2 separate regions of the Homo sapiens genome follow, and region 2 is linked to region 1. Evidence: chromatin contacts called from ENCODE Hi-C or POLR2A ChIA-PET data. All regions are on one chromosome and are shown on one strand. Each heading gives the region's core, a stretch centred on a gene start or an enhancer-like site at or near the end of the contact. The rest is flanking DNA. Distances are from core to core; before and after follow the strand shown.

The links. A loop is a pair of places that touch in the nucleus more often than their neighbours do. ChIA-PET counts read pairs that join two places held with the same protein, here RNA polymerase II (POLR2A). Pooled maps may share reads with other maps.
Region 2: a map of endothelial cell of umbilical vein shows a loop between it and region 1 (5-fold over the local background). The contact joins the promoter of ZNF114-AS1 here to the promoter of GRWD1 in region 1. A Hi-C loop is called at or near these places in 2 of 168 maps with a recorded cell type or tissue (chondrocyte and endothelial cell of umbilical vein), 1 of 37 single-sample maps with no recorded cell type and 9 of 50 pooled maps. POLR2A ChIA-PET finds 5 or more read pairs at or near these places in 1 of 52 experiments (AG04450).

Annotation. Positions count from the first base shown.
Region 1 is chr19:48,443,198-48,450,831 of GRCh38, reverse strand. It overlaps GRWD1 (glutamate rich WD repeat containing 1), which reads right to left and starts at 4,849. Exons shown (of 7, transcript NM_031485.4): 1 at 4,640-4,849; 2 at 4,330-4,447; 3 at 3,989-4,151; 4 at 306-519; 5 at 24-166. The coding sequence starts at 4,826. GRIN2D (glutamate ionotropic receptor NMDA type subunit 2D) reads right to left here. Exons shown (of 14, transcript NM_000836.4): 14 at 5,901-7,634. The coding sequence ends at 6,895. RefSeq lists enhancers at 4,769-4,858, 5,019-5,098, 6,271-6,962.
Region 2 is chr19:48,270,210-48,274,441 of GRCh38, reverse strand. It overlaps ZNF114-AS1 (ZNF114 antisense RNA 1), which reads left to right and starts at 2,610. Exons shown (of 3, transcript XR_936008.4): 1 at 2,610-2,826; 2 at 4,209-4,232. ZNF114 (zinc finger protein 114) reads right to left here. Exons shown (of 6, transcript NM_153608.4): 1 at 4,223-4,232; 2 at 2,993-3,197; 3 at 2,614-2,715. RefSeq lists enhancers at 2,108-2,613, 2,614-3,120.

The DNA of each region.
Region 1 (7,634 bases), core at 3,600-6,099:
ACCAGAACCCCACCCTCCCTCACCGTGTTCTCAGTCGGTGACCACTGCAGGTCCTCCACAGAGCGTGTGTGGCCCACGAATGGCCGCTGGTCCACGTGCCAGGAGCCGCCGTCCGTAGGTGTCCAGAGGTGGATGTTCTTTTGACAGTCACCGGTCAGCAGGCGACCTGGGGAAGGGAGTCAGGAAATGACCTCGCCCCACCTGGCCGCAGCTCGCTCCCCTCCTTGGAGTCTAAGCGCCCGGCCCCTTGTTGCAGACCCTGCTCCCCCGACCTCCCGGGACTCCTGAACACCCCAGGGACTCACCGGTCACCCGGGGGGACCAGTCAAGGGCAAAGCCCTCGCCCATGTGTCCAGCGAAGGAGAAGATGGGCTTCATTTGGGCCTGCTCATCCCGGAGGAAGGCTGCCAGGGCCTGGGGCTCCTCCACCACCTGCAGAAGCCGCCGCAGCGCAAACACCTCCACCTGGCCCTTCTCTGACCACACCCCAGCCACAGGCTCTTCACCCAGCCATGACACCTGCAGAAGAGCGGTGGGGGAAGGGTGATGTGAAGCGAGGGGAGAGGAGGATCAAGGCACTGACCCCACGCTCCCCATATCCCAGAGAACCAGAAGTGCGCTTCCTCAGATCTCCCAGGCCTGGGACTACAGCTCCTTGAAACCTCTGTGGGAAGAAAATCACAACCTGCAAAAACCAGCATGGTAACTGGGACAGCTCTCCACAGGGGGTGGGAGTGGGTGGGGGAGCTGAGGTGGGAGGATAGAGCCCCAGGATGCCTGGGAGTTGAGGCTGCAATTCCCACCAGCCCTTGGGAGGGTGTTCAGGCTCCTGGTCTCGGTAACCCTCTAAATGCTAGAAGGCCACAAGACTCAGTCCTCGGATCTCCTTGCCTCTGTGTTTGTTCACTAGGAGACCCAGTCCAGCCACGAGGTTTCCAATACCCCTAGCCCTGACCTCTCCCCTGGGCTCCAGACTCTTACTGCATTGACCGTTCAAACTTTTTTGTTTTTGAGACAGGGTCCCGCTCTGTTGCCCAGGACGGAGTGCAGTGATGCCATAATGGCTCACTGCAGCCTCAACCTCCTGGGCTCAAGTGATCCTCTCACCTCAGCCTCCCAAGTAGTTGGGACTATGGGTAAGCACCATCACATCTGGCTTTTAAAATTTTTTTGTAGAGACAGGGTCTCACTTTATTGCCCAGGCTGGTCTGGAACTCCTGGTCTCAAGCGATCCTTCTGCATCAGCTTTCCAAAGTGCTGGGATTACAGGCATCAGCCACTGTGCCAGCCTGACCATTCAAACTTGATACAACCAAAGCCAAGCTCCTAATTGCCACCTGCAACTGCTCTCTCTCCACCTCAGGCCCCAAAATTCAGAACTCATTCTTGGTCCTCATGCCCAGCACCTATGCTGACTACAGTAAAAATGCTCACTTCCAGGGCCAGGCGCGGTGGCTCGCACCTGTAATCCCAGCACTTTGGGAGGCCGAGGAGGGCAGACTGCCTGAGGTCAGGAGCGAGACCACCCTGGCCAACATGATGAAACCCCGCCTCTACTAAAAATGCAAAAATTAGTCGGGCGTGCTGGTGGGTGGCTGTAATCCCAGCTACTTAGGAGGCTGAGGCAGGAGAATCGCTTGAACCCAGGAGTCAGAGGTTGCAGTGAGCCGAGATCGCACCATTGCGCTCCGGCCTGGGCGACAAAAGCGAGACTCTGTCTCATCTAAAAAAAAAAGCTCACTTCCAACCCCCTTCTCATGATGTCTATTGCTGTCACACTACTACTGATGTCATCCTTCCCCTGAATACCGTAAGTCTCCCCACAGGATTCTTTCCTCCGACCCTTACCTCTCTGCAATTGATATTTAAGGACAGCAGCCAGAGGGACCACTTTAAAACAGAAGTCAGACCCTGTCTTTCCTCTGCCTGAAACCCTCCAACGTCTCCCAATTAAAAGCTGGAGTCCTTACAGTGGCCGACAAGGCTCTGAACAATGTCTTCTCTGTGCCCGCTCCCCAAATTGTGTCATTCTCCCTTTTGTTCATTCTGCTCCAGACAGACTGGACACTCCCGCTTCACTTGAAACTCTTCAAACATGCCAAGCTCACCCCAGGGCCTTTGAACTTGTGTTTTTCCTTGCCTGCAAATTCTTTTACAGGGTTCACTGCCCCACTACCTGTGAGTATCTATGCAAATGGCATTTTATGACAGAATACTTTCCTAACCACACTGTTTAAAAATAGCACCCCACTCCTGGAGCACCCTAACCCTCTTCCCCTACTTCATTGGATTTTTTCCAGGATAGTTAACACCTTTGGACATGGTACACATTTACTTAGTTTCATCTCGTTCCCTTCCCCCACTAGTGTGTAAGTTGATGGAGCCAGAGACCTTTTGCTTGCTGCTAAATCCTCTGCATCTAGAACAGTACTGAAACATAGTAAAAATAATTTCATGGAAACAGACAGCCCCAGCTATCAGCCAAGTACTGCTCTAAGTGCTCTTCATATACCGTATCATTGTACTTACAAGTCTACCTGATCAGAAGATGTTTTAGCTTTGAAGCAAAAAACAAATAAACAGGCTGGACACAGTGCCTCATGCCTATAATCCCAGCATTTTGGGGGCGAAGGTGGGCAGATCACTTGAGCTCAGGAGTTCAAGACCAGCCTGGCCAACATAATGAGACTCCATTTCTACTAAAAATACAAAAATTACTGGGCATGGTGGTGTGCACTTGTGATCCCAGCTACTCGGGAGGCTGAGGCAGGAGAATCACTTGAACCTGGGAGGCAGAGGTTGCAGTGAGCCAAGATCACGCCACTGCACTCCAGCCTGGGCAATGGGAGTGAAACCATGACTCAAAAACAAAACAAACAGCCACAACCAAAAACAGTTCCTGAATAGTAACAGAAAATACATACCTCATATTACAACCAGGTGCTATTCTAGGCACTATATGTTATTTCATTTGACCTCATGCCAGCCCCATCAGATAAGTTCTATAACTCACTATGTTACCAAAGAGAAAAGTGAAGAACATAAACCATATCCTCATAATCTAAAACAGTACCTAACATGTAATGACACTGATCATAATAGCTAAATTGTATAAAACTATGTGACAAGTACTTTTCTAAAAACTGAAGGAGGCCGGGTGTGGTGGCTCACGCTTGTAATCCCATGACTTTGGGTGCCCGAGGCGTGCGGATCAATCACTCGAGGTCAGGAGTTTGAGACCAGCCTAGCCAACAAGGCGAAACCTTGTCTCTACTAAAAATACAAAAAATTGGCCAGATGCGGTGGCTCACGCCTGTAATCTCAGCACTTTGGGAAGCCGAGGCAGGCGGATCACGAGGTCAGGAGTTCACCACCAGCCTGATCAACATTGTGAAACCCCGTCCCTACTAAGAATACAAAAATTAGCCGGGCGTGGTGGCGCGCACCTGTAATCTCAGCTACTTGGCTGAGGCAGGAGAATCGCTTGAACCTGGGAGGCAGAGGTTGCAGTGAGCTGAGATCATGCCATTGCCCTCCAGTCTAAGCGACAGAGCAAGACTTCATCTCAAAAAAAAACCAAAAAACAAAAAATTAGAAGGGCCTGGTGGCAGGCGCCTATAGCCCCAGCTACTTGGGAGGCTGAGGCAGGAGAATCCCTTGAACCTGGGAAGGGGAGGTTGCAGTGAGCCAAGATCGCACCACTGCACTCCAGCCTGGACAACAGAGCGAGACTCCATCTCAAAAAAAAAAAAAAAAAAAATGGGCCAGGCACGGTGGCTCACGCTTGTAATCCCAGCACTTTGGGAGGCAGAGGTTGCAGTGAGCCGAGGCTGCGCCACTGCACTCCAGCCTGGGTGACAGAGCGAGACTACGTCTCAAAAAAAAAAAAAAAAAAAAGAACATGAGGAGGTGTTGGGAGTTATGGACACAGGGGATGGGTCAGATGTGTTTCAGAGTATGCAGAGCAGGCTCCTGGGACCATACTTACCCGAACTCGGTTGATGCCACCATAGTGGGGCACCATGGCCAGCTCCAGCTGAGGTTTCCGCTCTTCTTCATCCTCTTCATCTTCCTCCTCTTCTTCTTCATCACTGCCCTCTGAGGGTGGGGGCTTTGTCCCATGCAGATTGTGCATCCGAAGCATCATCAGTCTGGGAGAAATTGTGGGGTGAGTTAGGCACTAGATTCCAGGATTCTTAGGAAGGAGAGAGGCTGGAAACCCAGACTCCTGGATCTGCGAGAGGCAGAAACTGGAAGCCCTAACTCCTGGGTGCTGAGGAAGGGGCTGGAAACTGAGCCTCCTGGTCCTGGAAAAGCCTCGGGTCTTACCTGTTGCTCTGGGCGCTCTCAGCCTGGGTCCCAGCACACAAGTAAAGTGTAAGAGGAAGCTCTGTCCGGTTGTCTCCCAGGTGATCCCGGACTATGTCAAAGCTGAGACAGGGGGCGCCTGGGGATGGAAGGCGGGGTTTACGAGTTAAGACGGGACAGTAAGAGCTCAGTCCCCACCTCCCTCATGGATCAACCGCCTCCGGTATGAAATCACTTCTCTTAGACCCCAGCCTTCTCTTCCCGAGCACCTCTCAGGTTAAAGGCTCGGGATCAGCCACCTCAGGACCCTGGAGTCCGGACTCAGCCCTACCAGTCTGCGCTCGGTGGTAGAGCACATAGGCCTCCTCGTCCATGACCAGCTCCTCCCCTTCGCGTAGCGGCGGCCCCCGGCCGGGCAGGTAGACCTGGGCCGGGCCCTCGGAACTTGTGTCGCCGGACTCGGCTTCCATGGGTTCCCCGGTTTCACACGTGCGCCGCCGACCCTTGCGCGCCGCCATCTTCGAACCCTCTCGCTGCTGACACCCGGTAAGAGCGTCACTTCCGGGTTTCGCTTTCCGCCTAATGAGATCCGCCCTACTGCGCGGTTACCTTGGAAACTCCTGGGACCGCTAATCGGAGAGGGTGCGGAAACGCTGGAGGAGAACTCAGGTAATGGCGCCAGCGAAAGAAGCCTGCGGATACGGAGAAACTGCATCTTCGCGTGACTTTGGGCGCTGTTCCTCGCGGTAGTGGCAAGGCCTTCTGGGAGTTGTAGTTCTACGGGAGGCTTGTTTTCCCCATTGTCCAGTTTGATTCCGAGAGCGTTCTTTCCAGTTAATTAATTATTCATATATGCAAATTTGCTCTTTCACTGGCAAGGAGACTGAGTTTCTACTCCCCGAGGACCCATAAGGCCGGTTTCTTTTCCTCTCTCTGTTGTGATGGCTTTCATTTGTTTCAAAAATGCTTTCTTGTAGACAGGATGGATATTATCTGTAAGTTAGGCGGTTCAATCTACCCTCTAGGGGCAGTCAATTGCCTAACCAGACATTCACATTTCAGCTCTGGTCAGCGAGCACTTAATCAGAAAGTCCACCCTCTGGAGGCAGCTATTACAAGTGCTTCGTCTCTCTTTATCGCCCATCAGCACCAGCGGTTTGGCTAATTGACATAATGAAATGTTAGAAATAGATTCTCATTGGTGAGATTAACAGCATTCAAGATAATGCGGATTGGCTGGGATATGTCAGACACTCTCCTAGCTTGCATGAACAGGATATTGAGAATGTAGCAAGCCTTGGTACCTATAGCCATAGGAAATAAAACCATACCTTTGATCTTAATATGTTTTGTCTCCGGGATCTATCTCACCACTCTCTTGGGGTCTCTTATCTGCCCCAGTACCCTCTCGACTTTCTTTTCAGGGTCTCTTCCCACCTCCTCTTTCTTGGTCTTTGTCTCCCCAGGCACCTCCTTTCAGAGTCTCTGTTCTCTCTCTAATTCTGTCTCCTCTTCCCCTGTGGGACTTTTGTGTTTCTGTTTCCTCCAGAGAATTTGAGGGGGGCTAACAGATACGGAGCTTAGGCTTGGACTGAGGAGGCATAAAAACATGGTTTATTCCAAACACTGCAATGTGGAATAAGAGAGTGGGAAGGGAAGTTGGTGGAGAAGTGTGGACTCCCAGACCCTCCCCTCCGCAACCCAGCCCCAGACCCGGCTGGAGATCTGGGCAGAGGAGGCTTTTTGGAGGTCTGCTGGGTCATCACTGAAGGGTCGCAAATAAGGGTTGGATTTGGAGAGGATGTGCTTGGTGGCAAGTGGGGTGGTCCGGAGGTGCGGCAGGGTGGGAAGTTTTGGCTTCAGGGAGGTTGGGTTCATCGCGGTGCAAGGGAAGGCGGGGCTTCCGTTGGGGACGTGTCCTAGGTCAGAGTAGGGAAAAGCGACCGAGGGTGGAAGAGGAGGAGGGGGTGTCACGGTTTGATGTCAAGGGTCACAGTCTGGTCGGGGCACAGTCTGGGGTTCGGGTCACAGTTTGGGGTCAGGGGTCACAGTCTGGAGTCGGATGACCATTTTAGGAGTCGGATGTCACAGTCTGGGTCAGGGGTTTCTGTGTGGCGGGGCCAAGGTCTGGGGTCACAGTTTGGCGAACGCGTCTCACAGTTTTGAGTCCCAATGGATGAAAGGTTAAAAACGGGCTTCCCCGGAGGCGCGGCTGGGGCCGGGGAGCTGCACAGTGATGTGGGGGCCACGGCCCCGGGCGTGGAGGTGGGACGCGGGAGTGGCGTGAACCCCCCACCTCCCGCCCCATCTGGTGACGTTAAAAAGCCCTTGTCGGGTTTAAAAAAAAGTCCGGTGGGCTCCAAGGCCCCCGCCCCCTCGTTCTCAGGCTGGGTGATAGTTGAGGGACCAAATCCTCTCCGGCTTGCGGTTCCTCCAGAACCAGGGGGCGCAGGACGCTGCTCCAGGCGGGGTCCGGCCAGTTCCACTGCTTTCCTTCCCAACCCACGCGGGTCCTGTCCACTGCGGGCGCCCCCTCGGGCCGTGGCCTGCGCTGACCAAGGGGGCGGTGGGGCCCCCGGGGCCGCGTCATACCTCGGACTCGAGGCTAGAGAAGTGCGCCGAGCCCCTGCGGGTGCCCAGGTCCCCGCCCCGGTGTCTCCGGTGGGAAGCTGTGGGCAGCGGCGGCCCCCAGTGCGCGGCGTGCGGACACCTGCGAGCGTGGCGGGAGGGCCCGGTAAGCCTGCGCGCAGGGGCGGCGCGAGGGCACGAGCTGAGGTCCTCGAGCGAGCGCGAGGTGGGCGCGGGCGGCGGGAGGTCCCAGCCCCCAGCGGCGCGCCGGTGCCTGTGGTGGTGGGGCGCGGCGGCGGCGGGCGTGCGGTGCGAGGCCCGCGGGCGGTGCGGGTGCGACCGCGGGCACCCGCAGCGGGCCCGGCGTCGGGGCAGGGGCCCGGCGGCCCAGGGTGGAGGCGGTGGCGCCCACCAGCCGCCGTCCAGGCCATCGTGCGAGCAGCTGAGATGGCGCGGCGGCGGCAGCAGCTCCAGGCTGGCGCAGTGCCGACAGTGCCAGGCGGCCGGACCGCTGCGCGGGGGCAGGTAGTCCCAGCTCCCGGCGCGCCAGCCCCCGAGCTTGTCGACCGACCAGTAGCGGCCGGGCGGCGGCCCGAGGCGCTCGGCATACGGGTAAGGGAAGTCGGCGAACCACCAGGGCTCCAGGCCGCCCAGCGACGCGCCGCCCAGGCTCTCCGAGTCCTCCGAGTCCGACGGCGACGGCTCGAGATCGAGGTAAGGGCACGGGGGCGGCGCGGCGCGGCACGGGGGCGGAGCGG
Region 2 (4,232 bases), core at 1,361-3,860, 170 kb after region 1:
AAACTCTTCCTGCTCCAAATGTGACATCTGATGACCGTTTAATGACTGTGGTCAACTTAAATAGTATAAGATGAGTCATTTGTTCATAAAATGTTAGAATGCCATAAAATCTACAACTTACATGATATTTGGAAGAAACTTGATGGCAAGTTCCCTCAATTTGAGGACAAATCTAAACGTTTACATGACACTGTCAGCAATGAATTGCGGACTCAAAACTTTTCTAAACCATTAATAATTTAAAAATTAAATTAATCATATGAGAAAAAGCTGAATTTATATATAGACACTCACACATAAATATATGTGTGTATATATTTATATATATGTGTGTGTGTATGCATTTATATATATACATGTATAAAAATATATATACATATATATTGGCCAGGCACGGTGGCTCACGCCTGTAATCCCAGCACCTTGGGAGGCCGAGGTGGGCGGATCACGAGGTCAAGAGATCAAGATCATCCCGGCTAACACGGTGAAACCCCGTCTCTACTAAAAATACAAAAAATTAGCCGGGCGTGGTGGCGGGCGCCTGTAGTCCCAGCTACTCGGGAGCCTGAGGCAGGAGAATGGCGAGAACCCGGGAGGAGGAGCTTGCAGTGAGCCGAGATAACGCCACTGCACTCCAGCCTGGGCGACAGAGCGAGACTCCGTCTCAAAAAAAAAAAAAAAAAAGAAAAGCCCCACTGTTGCCTGGGGGATCCAAGTCACTTTGACACAGAAGCAAGCCTGTGCAACTCAGGGGCTGAGCTGTAAATAAGAGTTTTTGAGACACAACATTCCACGTCTATCTTGACCTTATAGTTCCCAAGGAAACAGCCACACCTGATGATAACCCCATTACACGCATCTCAGCTGTAAGCCTACCTAAGAAGATAAAACCGCCTATTTCAATTTAAGTTTCCCTGAATTCCGTCCTTTCCCCAATACAATTGGAGCGCCGGTTCTGACCCTAGTAACCTCAGACACATCAGCTCAGGACAGTAGTTTAAAAAAAAAAAAAACAGAAAAGAAAAGAAAAAGAAAAACAACGCATCATTGTGAGTCAGCTCAGGTGAGCAGGCTGAGGTTGGCTTTTGCCTGATTGTCCATGACGAAGATATACCTGGCTGATGAAACACATTCCCACCTTTGCCCTGAGTTCCAGTAAATCAGACCTCACCGGAGCGGATTAGTGATAAAAATGCATCTTGTTCCGACCGTGGGGTTTGATCCTGACACCTTCACACCACTCTCCTTGCAGCTTGTCCTTTTTATATATTTCCTCTGCTGAGGTCTCAGTTCCCATAAAAGACCATGTTCAGCACACGGAACTCAAACCCTCAAAGCTCTTTATCTGGCCAGGCGCTGTGGCTCACGCCTGTAATCCCAGCCCTTTGGGAGGCCGAGGCGGGCAGATCACGAGGTCAGGAGCTCGAGACCATCCTGGCTAACGCGGTGAAACCCCGTCTCTACTAAAAATACAAAAAATTAGCCGGGCGCGGTGGCGGGCGCCTGTAGTCCCAGCTACTTGAGAGGCTGAGGCAGGAGAATGGCGTGAACCCGGGAGGCGGAGCTTGCAGTGAGCAGAGATCGCGCCACAGCGCTCCAGCCTGGGTGACAGAGCGAGACTCCCTCTCAAAAAAAAAAAAAAAAAAAAAGCTCTTTCTCGTAAGAAACCAGTGCATCCTGCACGTCTGGCCCTGCCCAGGACTTTTCAGTTCACCCTCATCACAACAGGCTCCAATCCAATACTTTTTTTTTTTTTTTTTTTTTTTTTGAGAGAGAGTCTTGCTCTGTCGCCCAGGCTAGAGTGCAGTGGCACGATCTCGGCTCACTGCAACCTTCACCTCCCAGGTAGAAGCGATTCTCCTGCCTCAGCCTCCCAAGTAGCTAGGATTACAGGCGCTCGGCTCACTGCAATCTCCACCTCCCAGGTTCAAGCGATTCTCCTGCCTCAGCCTCCCGTGTAGCTAGGATCACAGGCGCCCGCCACCATGCCCGGCTAATTATTATTATTATTATTATTTATTTTTTTTTTTGAGACAGAGTCTCCCTCTGTCGCCCAGGCTGGAGTGCAATGGCTCGATTTCGGCTCACTGCAACCTCCACCTCCCGGGTTCAAGCGATTCTACTGCCTCAGCCTCCTGAGTAGCTGGGATTACAGGCGCATGCCACCACGGCCAGCTAATTTTGGTATTTTTAGTGGAGATGGGGGTTTCACCATGTTGGCCAGGCTGGTCTCGAACTCCTGACCTCAGGTGATCCGCCCACCTCGGCCTTCGAAAATGCTGGGATTACAGGCGTGAGCCACCGCGCCCGGCCAGCTCCAATACTTTCATGGATGCAAAGAACACAACCCCTGCAACCGCTGCATGCGGGCATCTCTGCTGCCCAAGCCCGGGGACAGGCGCTTTCGCAACGCTGCAGCACGGTATGGGGGAAGCGCCCTTCTCCCTGGGCCAAGGTGAAGGGCGCGCTCGGGGTCTGAACACGTGGGTCATTCGTGCCTTCCCCTTTCCTCCCGGAAGGGTAGAGACAATGAGGCTTTTGCAGACAGCAACTCTCAAGTCCCTGGGCCCCGGCCCGGTCCCGCCCTTAGTACGGACACTCAGGCACACTTACTCTTCCACTAGCTCCGGCTTCCAGATGTCTCTGTCGGTGGCGCAGCCCAAAAGCGCGCGCAGCCCAGGAGCGTCTCGGAGCTGCACCAGGATGGGGATCAAACTGTTGAAATAAATCAACCTAACGAGGCCGCCAGGAAGGACCGACTACAGAGATTCGTCCTGCCCAGACATTTTGTACTCGCTTCTTGACCCCTTCCTCAAAATGGACGGTGTAAGGGACCAGGGGGAGGAGAGGGGAGCCGAGCAGGCAGGGGATCCCAGCGCCCGCACTCCTGCCTGCCCACCCCCGTCCCACCCCCCGCCCCCGGGACCCGATCGACCCGACCCCAGAGTCTGACCCCCACGACCAGTAGATTGACATTTCCTGTAGAACTTACTCCCCAGGCACTCCTGATCCAAGCAGGAAACCCCAGCCTTGGGTCCTCGCTGTCGCCTCCGCCCGCGCCACCGTTCCTAGGCTCTCCAGCTGGGAAGCGCGCTCTCTGCGCAGCCAACGCGCCTCCTTGCGGGCTCCGGAGACTCCGGCCGCTTGCTGGCTTCCTGCATTTCCCAAGGAAAGAAGGCTTTTTTTTCCCCTCAGTACTGTAAAAGGGCGGAAACAGACAGGTTGGGGAGTCTCCAGTTTCTCTCTTGTCCCCATTTTTATGTTTTTGCTACCACTCCCCCCCATCCGTTGACTAGCGGCTAAACCGCAAGGCTCCCGTCGCCTACCCTTGAAATGATTTTTTTCTTCCTTCCTTCCTTTCTTTTCTTTCTTTCTTTTTTTTTTTTGAGACGGAGTCTCGCTCTGTCGCCCAGGCTGGAGTGCAGTGGCGCGATCTCGGTTCACTGCAACCTCCGCCTCCCGGGTTCATGCCATTCTCTCGCCTCAGCCTCCGAGTAGCTGGGACTACAGGCGCCCGCCACCACCCTGGCTAAGTTTTTGTATTTTTAGTAAAGACAGGGTTTCAGCGATCTCCTGACCTCGTGATCCGCCCGCCTCGGCCTCCCAAAGTGCTGAGATTACAGGCGTGAGCCACCGCGCCCGGCCCTTCTTTTCTTTTCTTTCTTTCTTTCTTTCTTTCTCTTTTTTCTCTTTTCTTTCTTTCCCTTTTTTCTCTTTCTTTCTTCTCTTTCTTTCTTTTCCTCTCCCTCCCTCCTTCCTTCCTTTTTTCTCTTTCTTTCTTCTTTTTCTTTCTCTCTCTCCCTTCCTCCTTTTCTCCCTCCCTCCCTTCCTCCCTCCCTTCTTTCTTCTCTTTCTTTCTTTCTTCTTTCTTTTTTCTTTCTCTTTCTTCCCTCCCTCCCTTCTTTCCTTTCTCTCTCTCCCTCCCTTTCTCTTTCTTTCTTTCTTTCCTTCCTTCCCCCCTTCCTCTCTCCCTCTCTGCCCCTCCCTCCCTCCCTTCCTTCCTTTTTTATTTTTTTCCTTTTCTTATTCTTTTTTTCTTTTTTTTTTTCTGAGACAAGTTCTTGCTCTGTCCTTCAGGCTGGAGTGCAGTGGCGCAATCTTGGCTCACTGCAGCCTCAAGCGATCCTACCACTTCAGTCTCCCAAGTAGCTGGGACCACAGGCACGTACAAGGCATGCCTGGCTAATTTTAATTTTTTTTTTTTTTAGAGATGAAAACTCACTATGCTGCCC